2 separate regions of the Homo sapiens genome follow, and region 1 is linked to region 2. A link is a contact called in ENCODE Hi-C or POLR2A ChIA-PET data. All regions are on one chromosome and are shown on one strand. Each heading gives the region's core, a stretch centred on a gene start or an enhancer-like site at or near the end of the contact. The rest is flanking DNA. Distances are from core to core; before and after follow the strand shown.

Region 1 (5,152 bases), core at 610-3,109, 260 kb after region 2:
GCCTCCCAAAGTGCTGGGATTACAGGCGTGAGCCACCGTGCCCTGACAATTTCTTCTTAACTCCCATATCACCAGTAGCTAGGACTACAGGCACACACCACCACACCGTGCTAATTTTTGTTTTCATTTATTTTTTGTAGAGATGAAGTCTCACTGTATTACCCAGGCTGGTCTCAAAACTCCCGGGCTCCAGAGATCCTCCTTCCTCAACCTCCCAAAATGCTGGGATTACAGGTGTGACCCACCTCACCCAGTCCCAAGAACCATTAAATAGAGAAGTATTCATGAGTTGTAAGGAGCTAGGAAGATATTTAGCTGGATTTTGAATCCCTGAATCTTTGACCAGGGATTCTACCCACCTTGCTGCAGGTTCCCATGGGAGCTATTAAGCAGAAGTGAACCTTCTAACTCGGTAGACAAATTCTCAATATTCACCTCAAGTATGTTATTTCTAAGTGGTGTTTGAGGATATTGAGGGATGTTCTGTAAGGAGGTGGCAGTACCCCAGTCACATTTGTTTACTTATTTTCTATTATTAGACTTGTCCATACCTGCTTGCCAGGTGGCACACAGAAACTCCTCCTTTATTCTCTCCATCTTTGCTACCTGCCTTCTCTTCCCCCATACACCTTTCCTACTTAAGCTGAAATAGTAAATGCCAGAGTCATTTTATATGTAGAAATAATTTAGCATGAAAACCCAGCTCTCTCTTCTGTCAGTGGTGGTGAGGCCCTACTTTTCAGGCTAAGGGCCTTTTCTGTTATCTTTCTCCCATGCACTGGCTATTTCAAAATATTCTGACACACTAACTGAATACTCAGTGTAATAGATATCCACCATTTATGATACACTCACCAAGGGCCTGCTACTGCCCTAAACATGTTCTACAGATGATTTCTACCATTTCTAATCCCCACTGCAATGTTTTCTTTTTTTTAACTTTTAATTTTTTTTAAAGTAATGGCAATCTTGAATCCAACAGAACTGCAGTCTTTTAAGGCATGCATTATTACCCACATCTGACTGTTAGAAAAGTGAAATAATTTTCTCAATCTCCCCCTCTGCTAAGTGGCAGAGTCAGGACTAGAATGTGCGTCTCTCTGACGCCATATCCTGAACTCAGATACTGTGACTGGATTATTCACAACTTAATCCTCTGTGCAGTTCTATAAATAGAGGACTAAGTTGTGAGTAATCGCAATAAGTCTCCATTTTTCAGGAAATAGGCTAAGGGAGGATAAGTGACTTGGCCAAGGTTAGAAGGCTAATAAGAAACAAAGCCTATGTCCCAAGGACCTCAATCCAGAAAAACAAAAAACAAATAAAGGCAGGGGGCAAACCCAGGTTTGTCTGCCTTGGTGCTATTTCTACTGTATCACTGCTTAAAATAATATATTTCCCCATTTTTATTAACAAAGACACAAAGACATCTATAACTGCCACTCAGAGCCTTTTGCAGCTTCTAATTAGCATGAGATAATTGATACTAACAGGAGAGATTGCCTCAGTTGCAGCCAGAAGTAAAGAGATGCAGTACATTAGTCTCTGCAGCCTGGGTGTGGGTAAATGTAGTTTCCATCAGGCTCTGGAAATACTGCATTACAGCCTACATGCCCCCATGACGGCTTGGGACCACCTGAATCTCTCAGAACCCCTTCTGGGCATAGGAAGCTATGACTCCTGTAGGGTTGCCTGGAAGAGAAAGAGCTGTTTCTCCCTAGGAAGCACCTACTCAGTAGAGGTTGCCATATTCCGTCTTTCTAGCAGTAAAGCCGTGCCTTTCAGAGGGCAGAAGGACGGCTTCCTGGTGGTTCGTGGGTTTAGTCTGTACTTTCTGCACGTGTCCTGGGTACAGGGAGGGAGGAAGGGAGATCACTGGAATCATGAGAATTTGCCCAGCCCGCATTGCAGAGCTTCCTGGTCAAAGCCTAGTGAATTTCTCCCTTGTGGAGCGTGCTTTGGCTCAGATTCCTGTGGATTTTTCCCAGTCCTTCCAGTGCTGCTGGTATTAATGTGACCTTCCAGGATAAGCTCCTGCACTAGCACGCTGGTCTTAAACAAAACCAGGATTCTGCTTCAGCTGGTTTCCCTCAGGAATATCCCAGAATTTTACCAAGAGCTTCCCATCTTATTTAGGAACATGGTCTAGTGTTCCAAAATTTAATTTATACAGTGAATTTTATCTGAAGCTTGAATGTACAGCAGGAGGGATTAAAGTCATCCTAGTTCCATATCTAGCTGTCTTGAGCGAATGGCAAGCAGTTGCTTATACAAATTCCCTTCCTTGCAGTGTTAAGCCATCTTTCAGTCATCCGGTGCCCAGGCAAGGACATTCCAAATCCTAGTTTAGAGTTTCTTTTTCAGGGTTTCCAACAGACAGTTTCATCTGTTAGTGCCCTCTGCTGGACTTTCTCCAAGTTCTTTTCAACCTCCTGAATCCCAGAGTGGACGCAGACTGGATGTCTTCTCCCACTAAGGCCTTGACTAATCTGGAGTGGAGGGAGGTGTGCTTTTTGACCTTGTAGCATGCTGCACTCCTTTATAAACACCTTGGCCTGGAGGTTGCTCTTTTCATGGTCTCCGAAGACTGGTAGGTTTATTTAGGGAGCAGCGTGAGTTGCCTGGGGTCCAGGTGGCCTATATCATTGAAAAAGGCTCATATAAGAGAAGAATTGAAAGGGTGTGTGTGAGAGGGTGAGGCAGTGTCTGAATCTCTGGAAATTCTGCTCAACAATATTATTTCATGGGATTGAGTGGAGGAGTGGTTGGCAGCAATTCATCCATTTAACTTCTTTTTTTTTTTTTTGAGACGGAGTCTCTGTTATCTAGGCTGGAGGGCAGTGGCACGATCTTGGCTCACTGCAACCTCCACCTCCCAGGTTCAAGTGATTCTCCTGCCTCAACTTCCCGAGTAGCTGGGATTATAGGCGTGCACCATCACACCTGGCTAATTTTTGTATTTTTAGTAGAGACAGGGTTTCACCATGTTGGCCAGGCTGGTCTCGAACTCCTTACTTCAGGTGATCTACCCGCCTCGGCTTCCTAAAGTGCTGGGATTACAGGCGTGAGCCACCGCACCCGGCCCATTTAACTTCTTTAAGACTGTTGAAAAACAAGCTCAAATAATGGGAGGAAATAGGGCCAGGCCTCTGCCGAGGGTACTGGAGGAGGAAAGATCCTGTATATACCCTATGCCTGTTGCCACCATGGATTTATCTAGAGTCCCTCCAGCTCGATGTTCACCTCTCTGATGTGTTCCCTGGAGCTTTCCAACAGAGGTGTCCACCAGCTACACCTTGTTCATTTTTCTGCTGTTGTTGCATCACAGTCCACGGTGAATATTTGTATGTCTTAGACTGGGAGCTCTTTGCTGGAGAGACCTTGTCCTGATCATCTTTACAGTACTGTCTCCTAGCACAGTGCTGGGTACATGAGAGTGGTAAACGGAATTGAACTAGAATGCCTTTTCTTCTCATTTCTGCATGTCTTGAGTCTATCCAGTTTTAAGTGGCAGCACAAAAATCTTGTTGTTAAGACAGAATTGTCTTACTGGTCCCAGAAGGACATGACATTTCTGCATTCTGTGTTCCCATAGCACTTAATACATAGTATTGAGAGTTATCATTTTTCTGCTTTTAAATATAGTTATTTATATTGAATCTTACTTTCCTGATTCTAAGCACTTTGAGAGCAGGATCCTTGTTTGATTCACGTCTTTCTTTTCCTATAACCCATAAAATGATGCCTTGCATATAGGATAATGGCACCTGGCATTTACATAGCAGTTAAAATGTGGCAGATGCTCTTTTTCATACTTCACATTTCTTTCTCTTTCTTTCTTTCCTCCTTCTTTCTTTCTTTTTCTCTTTCTTTCCCTCTCCCTTGCCTCCCCTCCCCCCTCCCCCTCCTCTCCCCCTCCCATCCTCTCCCCTTCTCCCCCTTCCTTCCCTTCCCCCTCCCCTCTCCCTCCCCTCCCTTTCATTCTCCCTTCCCTCCCCTCTCCTCCCCTCCCCTCCCCTAGCACAGTGCTGGGTACTTGAGAGTGGTAAATGGAAAATGGAAATGAAAATGGAAACGGTAAGTGGTAAATGGAATTGTCACTGGACTAGCTGTCTTGAGCGAATGGCAAACAGTTGCTTATACAATTCCCTTCTTTGCAGTGTTAAGGCATCTTTCAGTCATCGGTGCCAAGGCAAAGTCATTCCAAATCCTAGTTTAGAGTTTCTTTTTCAGGGTTTCCAAAAGACAGTTTTATCTGTTAGTGGCCTCCCTTTCCCCTCCCTCCCGTCTCCCTTCCTTTCCCTCTCTCTCCCCTCCCCTCCCTTCCCTCCCTTCCCCTTTCCCTTCTCTCTCCCTTCCTTCTCCTTCTCCCTTCCTTTCCCTTCCTTCTCCCTTCCTTTCCTTTCCCTTTCTCTTCCCTTCCCTTTCCTTTTCCCTTTCCCTTTTCCTTCCCTTTTCTTCTCTTTTTTTGTTTTTCAGATGGAGTCTCACTCTGTCGCCCAGGCTGGAGTGTAGTGGCGCGATCTCGCTCACTGCAACCTCCGCCTCCCTGGTTCAAGTGATTCTCCTGACCTCAGTCTCCCAAGTAGCTGGGATTACAGGCGCTTGCCACCAAGACTGGCTAATTTTTTTTATTTGTTATTTTTTATTTTTTTTAGTAGAGATGAGGTTTCACCATGTTGGCCAGTCTCATCTCAAACTCCTGATCTCAGGTGATCCACCCGCCTCGCCTCCCAAAGTTCTGGGATTACAGGCGTGAACCACCACACCCAGCCTCTTCTCTTTTTCTTTCTTTGTCCTTCCTTCCTCCCACCACAGTCTTCCGAGTAGCTGGGACTCCAGGTGTACACCATCATGCCTGGCTAATTTTTTTTTTATAGAGATGGGGTCTCACCAGGTTGCCCAGGCTGATCAGGAACTCCTGGGTTTGAGCGATCCTCCGGTCTCAGCCTCCCAAAGTGCTGGGATTACAGGCATGAGCCAACCCGCCTGGTTCCATACTGTAGACTCTTAACCATTGTCTTGATGATGCTTCGTGTACACATAGCGTGATGTGAATACTTGTTGGATGCATGTAGTTTGATATTTATTTGAAACCAATACACAGTTTGAACATGACCCATTGCTGCCTTCTCTGCCATCTGAACTGTTT
Region 2 (4,902 bases), core at 475-2,974:
GCTTGGGCGACAGAGGAAGACACCGTCTCAAAAACAAAAACAAAAAACAAAACAAACAACCCCCCCCCCCACCCTCACCCTCCAATATTAGTCATTACTCTGTAAAGGTTCCAGAAAAAGTTTGTTACATCCATTTTGGGTTTTCAATTTAGTATCATTGGAATTCGACTGGAATTCTAAAGGGTTAAAAGAAATCCTAGCATTTGACCTAAATACTCTTAGAAGGCTCTCTCTCTCTCTCTCTCTGGCAATGTTTAACACCTCAGAATGAAAATACATGAGCTCATTGGAATTGCTAGAAAAGGGCACGGCAGTTTTTCACACTTCTTTTGCCAGCAAGATAGCACTTTAATTTGAGCCTGATTTTTTTCTCACCCTGGAGGGGAGATGGGGTTACTCGTTGGGGCTCTGGGGCCTCCATTCTGCCTGCTTCTTTGGTGGGTATTAGCATGAGAAAACACAAGAGTAGTTTGACTTCCTATATTTTTCCAATGTTGCCTGAGAATCTGGGGCTCAAATTGCAGCATCAGGGAGTAAAATTATATGCCAGGGTCTCAAAGCCTTTGTCCATCACTTTCTCTCATCCTTATTCTTTATTAAAAGTCTTGCTAATTAAAAAAAAATCTAAGTTCAAAAGTTCAGATAAACTCCCTTAAGTCTGTGACCTGATTTTCTTCAGCTTGAATCGTGTTAGGTCCTGGATATGGAGTTTTTAGTTCTTCTTTATGATTTTGTTACAGGCATTTGAACCAGAGCAACTTCATTGTGGATAGCGGCTGGGTAAAATGAGGCTGAGACTTCCTGGGCTGCATTCCTAGGAGGTTAGGCATTCTTAGTCACAGGATGAGATAGGAGGTCAGCACAAGATACAGGTCATAAAGACCTTGATGATAAAGTGGGTTGCAGTAATGAAAGCCAGCCAAGACCCAAAACCAAGATGGCCATGAGAGAGACCTCTGGCCATCTTCACTGCTCATTATACGCTAATTATAATGCATTAGCATGCTAAAAGACACTCCCACCAACGCCATGACAGTTTATAGATGCCATGGTAACATCCGGAAGTTACCCTATGTGGTCTAAAAAGGGGAGGAACCCTCAGCTTCAGGAATTGCTCACCCCTTTCCCAGAAAACTCGTGAATAATCCACTCCTTGTTTAGCATATAATCAAGAAATAACTATAAGTATCCTTATAGCTTAAGCTTAAGCTGCTGCTCTGCTTATGGAGTAGCCACTGTTTTATTCCTTTATTTTCTTAATAAACTTGCTTTTGCTTTGCACTGTGGACTTGCCCCGAATTCTTTCTTGCACAAGATCCAAGAACCCTCTCTTGGGGTCTGGATCGGGACCCCTTTCCGGTAACAGTTTCTGGAGACACAGTGCTGTGTCAGATGAGAGCATGACGAGGTGGGTATGTTTTCATCAGCTGATTGCTGCAAAGAAAAACTTGCCAACTAACTGGGTCTGGGTCACTCTCTACTATAGTAGCAGCATAATTGCAATCTGATCGGCTAACCAGAGATTCCTGGTCTGCTTATTTTTCCTGGGTTTATTTGCCTCGGTGCTCTGAGACATCCATGTTATGTCTTTCTGTTTATACTCTTCTTGACCGAAACCTTAGAATATGAAGTAAGACGAAAGAAAGCCAGCTGGAGAAGCTGTCAGTTCAGCAGGTTTGGGCCATGGTCCCAAAAGACACTATTCCCTGAATCATGCCTGGTGTGACCCATTTCCTTCTGTCTGCCTGCTGCTCCATCCTCTGTGCTTGAGGCCCGGCTCTGTCCTCCAGCCAACACCAGGACGACTGGGTGTGTGGACCCTGACCCTTACAACCTGACTCACCACAGCTCTGCAGGGTGCCCTGAGAGCCCACAAGGCTCTGGGTGCTGGGGAGACAAATATTTAAAAGACAGGCACCCTGGCCTTGAGGAACTCTCAGAGGTTTGCCCTCAGCTCCTTTATTTGAAAGAGTGAACTTAACTGGGGCTCCCACCTTTGAGGAAATCTTACCAAGAATTTAAAGAAAGCCTAGAAGAGGCCAGGCGAGGTGGCTCATGCCTGTAATCCCAGCACTTTGGGAGGCCGAGGTGGGAGGATCGCTTGAGGCCAGGAGTTCAAGACCAGCCTGGCCAACATGGTGAAACCCTGTCTCTACTAAAAATAAAATAATAAAATAAAATAAAATAAAATAAAATAAAATAAAATAAAATAAAATAAAATAAAGCAAGCCCAGAAGAGAAATATGATCGATAACTTATAAGGTGGCCTCTGGTTCTTCTGAGAAGGTGAAGAAGAACTAGACATACTTAGGCAAAAAATAGCCACCTGCAGGAGAAAAGACAGCTTCCTTCCCCTGCCTTCTCTGGTGAGAGAATCCTTTCAGCCCATTTCCTGATTCTCACTTATAATCATACCTGGGCGGTCTTGAAGTGTACTTGGGTATCATGCTATTCTGGAAAGAGCCTGGGACTAGGAGGAGGCAGCTTTGGGATCTAATCCAAACCATTGTGTGACCTTGGGCAAATGCCTTAACTTTTCTATGGGATTAGTTTATTTGGGAAATTGCCTTCCCTACTTCATCAGGATATTGTGAAAAATCACTATGTATCTATATATGAGTGTGAATTTACATAGATGGAATAAAATATACGCAATACACACAATAAAATATACACATACACATAAATTTAAAATTTTCACAATAAATAGTTATCATTTATTGAGCAGCCCTTAGTTATTAGGCATTGTGTTAAGTCTTTTACATATGTTAGCTTGTAGTTACTCACAATATTCTTGCAAGACAGGTGATAGCAACCTCTCCTCGCTCCACTGCCTCCACCACACACTATATTATAGATGAGGAAACTGAGGCTTAGAGAGGCAAGGAAGTTTACTCAAGCTCACAGAGAAAGTTTCTTTTTTTTTTTAATCTCTTTTTTTTTGAGACAGAGTTTCACTCTTGTTGTCCAGGCTGGAGTGCAATGGCGCGATCTCAGCTCACTGCAACCTCCGCCTCCCGCGTTCAAGCAATTCTCCTGCCTCAGCCTCCTGAGTAGCTGGGATTACAGGCATGTGCCACCACGCCCAGCTAATTTTGTATTTTTAGTAGAGACAGGGTTTCTCCATGTTGGACAGGCTGGTCTCGAACTCCCAACCTCAGGTGATCCACCCACCTTGGCCTCCCAAAGTGCTGGGATTACAGGTGTGAGCCACTGCACCCGGCCTAGAGAAAGTTTCTTTTGGATAGTAGCCAACACTGTGTCATGCAGCAATAGGTCCTCGGTAATGATGACTTCAAAGGCAATCATGATGCTTCTCCATTGAATCTTCTTTCGTATGGCTCCTTCTTCCCATATCTGGAAGATTGTTTTTGATTGCAACATAGGCCGTCAAGCTCCTAGACATCTTTAATCTGTTGTGGGCTTCTCACACTGTGTTCCATAGAAGAGCTATGCAATTTAGGGGAATTCTGCCAGTGGCTTGACATCCCCAGCCTGGGGCTCATTTGGGTTTGGTTCATCGTCCAGCGTTCATGAACATTTCCATCTCAGCTCCTTACCCTCCTCTTTCCCCACTCTATGCCTCAGCACGATGAACTTTGCTCTGTTTCAAGTCCATGCCCCAGGCTTTCCCACGTTTCTGCTTTTGCTCAAATTCTTTGCTCCATTGCTCCATCTGGAATGCCCTTCTGTCTCCTTCTTTGCCAAATTTCTAAATATTACTTATCCTTATGGTCTTCTGTAAGGTCCTTTTTCTTCATGAAGCCTTTCCTAATCTGTTTAGCTGGAAATGGTTATAGGACATTCTTTATTTCCTTTTAGTGGAACATTCCTTATTTCTCCTTGTAAACGTATGCTTTCTGAAGGTTAAGTTCATGTCCAGTTCATATTTGAACTTCCAGTCTGTAATACATGTCTTTATATGTAATAGCCATGTGTTCATTTACTCAACGAATAAATCAGTCAGTAAATGAGTATATAAATCTTGAGGGAGTTCTGAATTGTGTGTGGTGTTAAAGATGTGCCAGGAGAATTGTACTTGTTTATTTATTAAGCACATACTGGGTTTAAGATCCTCTGCCAATATTTATTACACAATTTTTTTTGTCTTAGCATTTACGGTCTCTAATAAACAAATATGAATAACAAAGAAAAGAGCACACACCAAGAGAAATACATTAAACCAAATTTTAAAAAATGTGTTTTATGTGATGATGAAGGGAAGGGTAATTGTGAAAGAGACTGCAATTAGGAAAAAGAGTTCCAAGGTCTGACAAAGGGGAGTGCCATGGACTGAATGTTTATGTCTCCCCCAAATTTACCTGGTGAAATCCTAACCCCCAATGTGATGGTATTAAGAGGTGGGACTTTTGGGAGGTGAGAAGGTCATGAGGATGGAGCCCCTATGAATGGGATTAGTGCCCTTATAAAAGATAACCCAGAGAACCCTTTAGCCTTCTTTCCACCATGTGAGGAGACAAGGAGAAGACAGCAGTGAACAACCTGGAAGAGGGCCCTGACCATAGTGGCACCCTGATCTCGAACTTCCAGCTTCCAGAACTGTGAGAAATAAATTTCTGTTGTTCTTAAACCACCTAGTTTGTGGTACTTTGCTATAGCGGTCCAAACAGACTAAGACAAGGAGGGAAGATTAAATGACTGAGAGAAAAATGGTGTTTGAACATGGATTGAGAAGCTACCAGATGACACTATACAAAACATACACTTGTTTTCTAAGACCCTCTATGTTTTATAGGACATCTACTCAACCTATAAACATCTACTGAGAAAGCACCTTGAACTAGAGGTTGGGGTTACAAAGGTCAAAATGGCCCACTTCCCGCCCTTGCATTCTGCAGAAGTTTGTTTCGGAATGCTCTGGGAGGAGAGAGGGAGAACTCT

The links. A loop is a pair of places that touch in the nucleus more often than their neighbours do. ChIA-PET counts read pairs that join two places held with the same protein, here RNA polymerase II (POLR2A). Pooled maps may share reads with other maps.
Region 1: a loop to region 2 is called in a map of breast epithelium, with 15 times the contacts of the local background. The contact joins two enhancer-like sites. A Hi-C loop is called at or near these places in 1 of 168 maps with a recorded cell type or tissue (breast epithelium) and 1 of 50 pooled maps. POLR2A ChIA-PET finds 5 or more read pairs at or near these places in 2 of 52 experiments (HEK293T and activated T-cell).

What each region holds. Positions count from the first base shown.
Region 1 is chr11:123,473,317-123,478,468 of GRCh38, forward strand. The region is part of intron 1 of GRAMD1B (GRAM domain containing 1B); the gene reads left to right. Among named protein-coding and RNA genes, the nearest start is that of GRAMD1B, 46 kb to the left of the region's middle. RefSeq lists an enhancer at 5,105-5,152. Within about 2 kb of position 1,860, at least 8 of the 41 ENCODE cell types and tissues checked have a DNase peak (open chromatin) inside an H3K27ac peak, as active enhancers do.
Region 2 is chr11:123,217,765-123,222,666 of GRCh38, forward strand. No RefSeq gene overlaps it. Among named protein-coding and RNA genes, the nearest start is that of CLMP, 25 kb to the left of the region's middle. RefSeq lists an enhancer at 1,282-1,782. Within about 2 kb of position 1,725, at least 2 of the 41 ENCODE cell types and tissues checked have a DNase peak (open chromatin) inside an H3K27ac peak, as active enhancers do.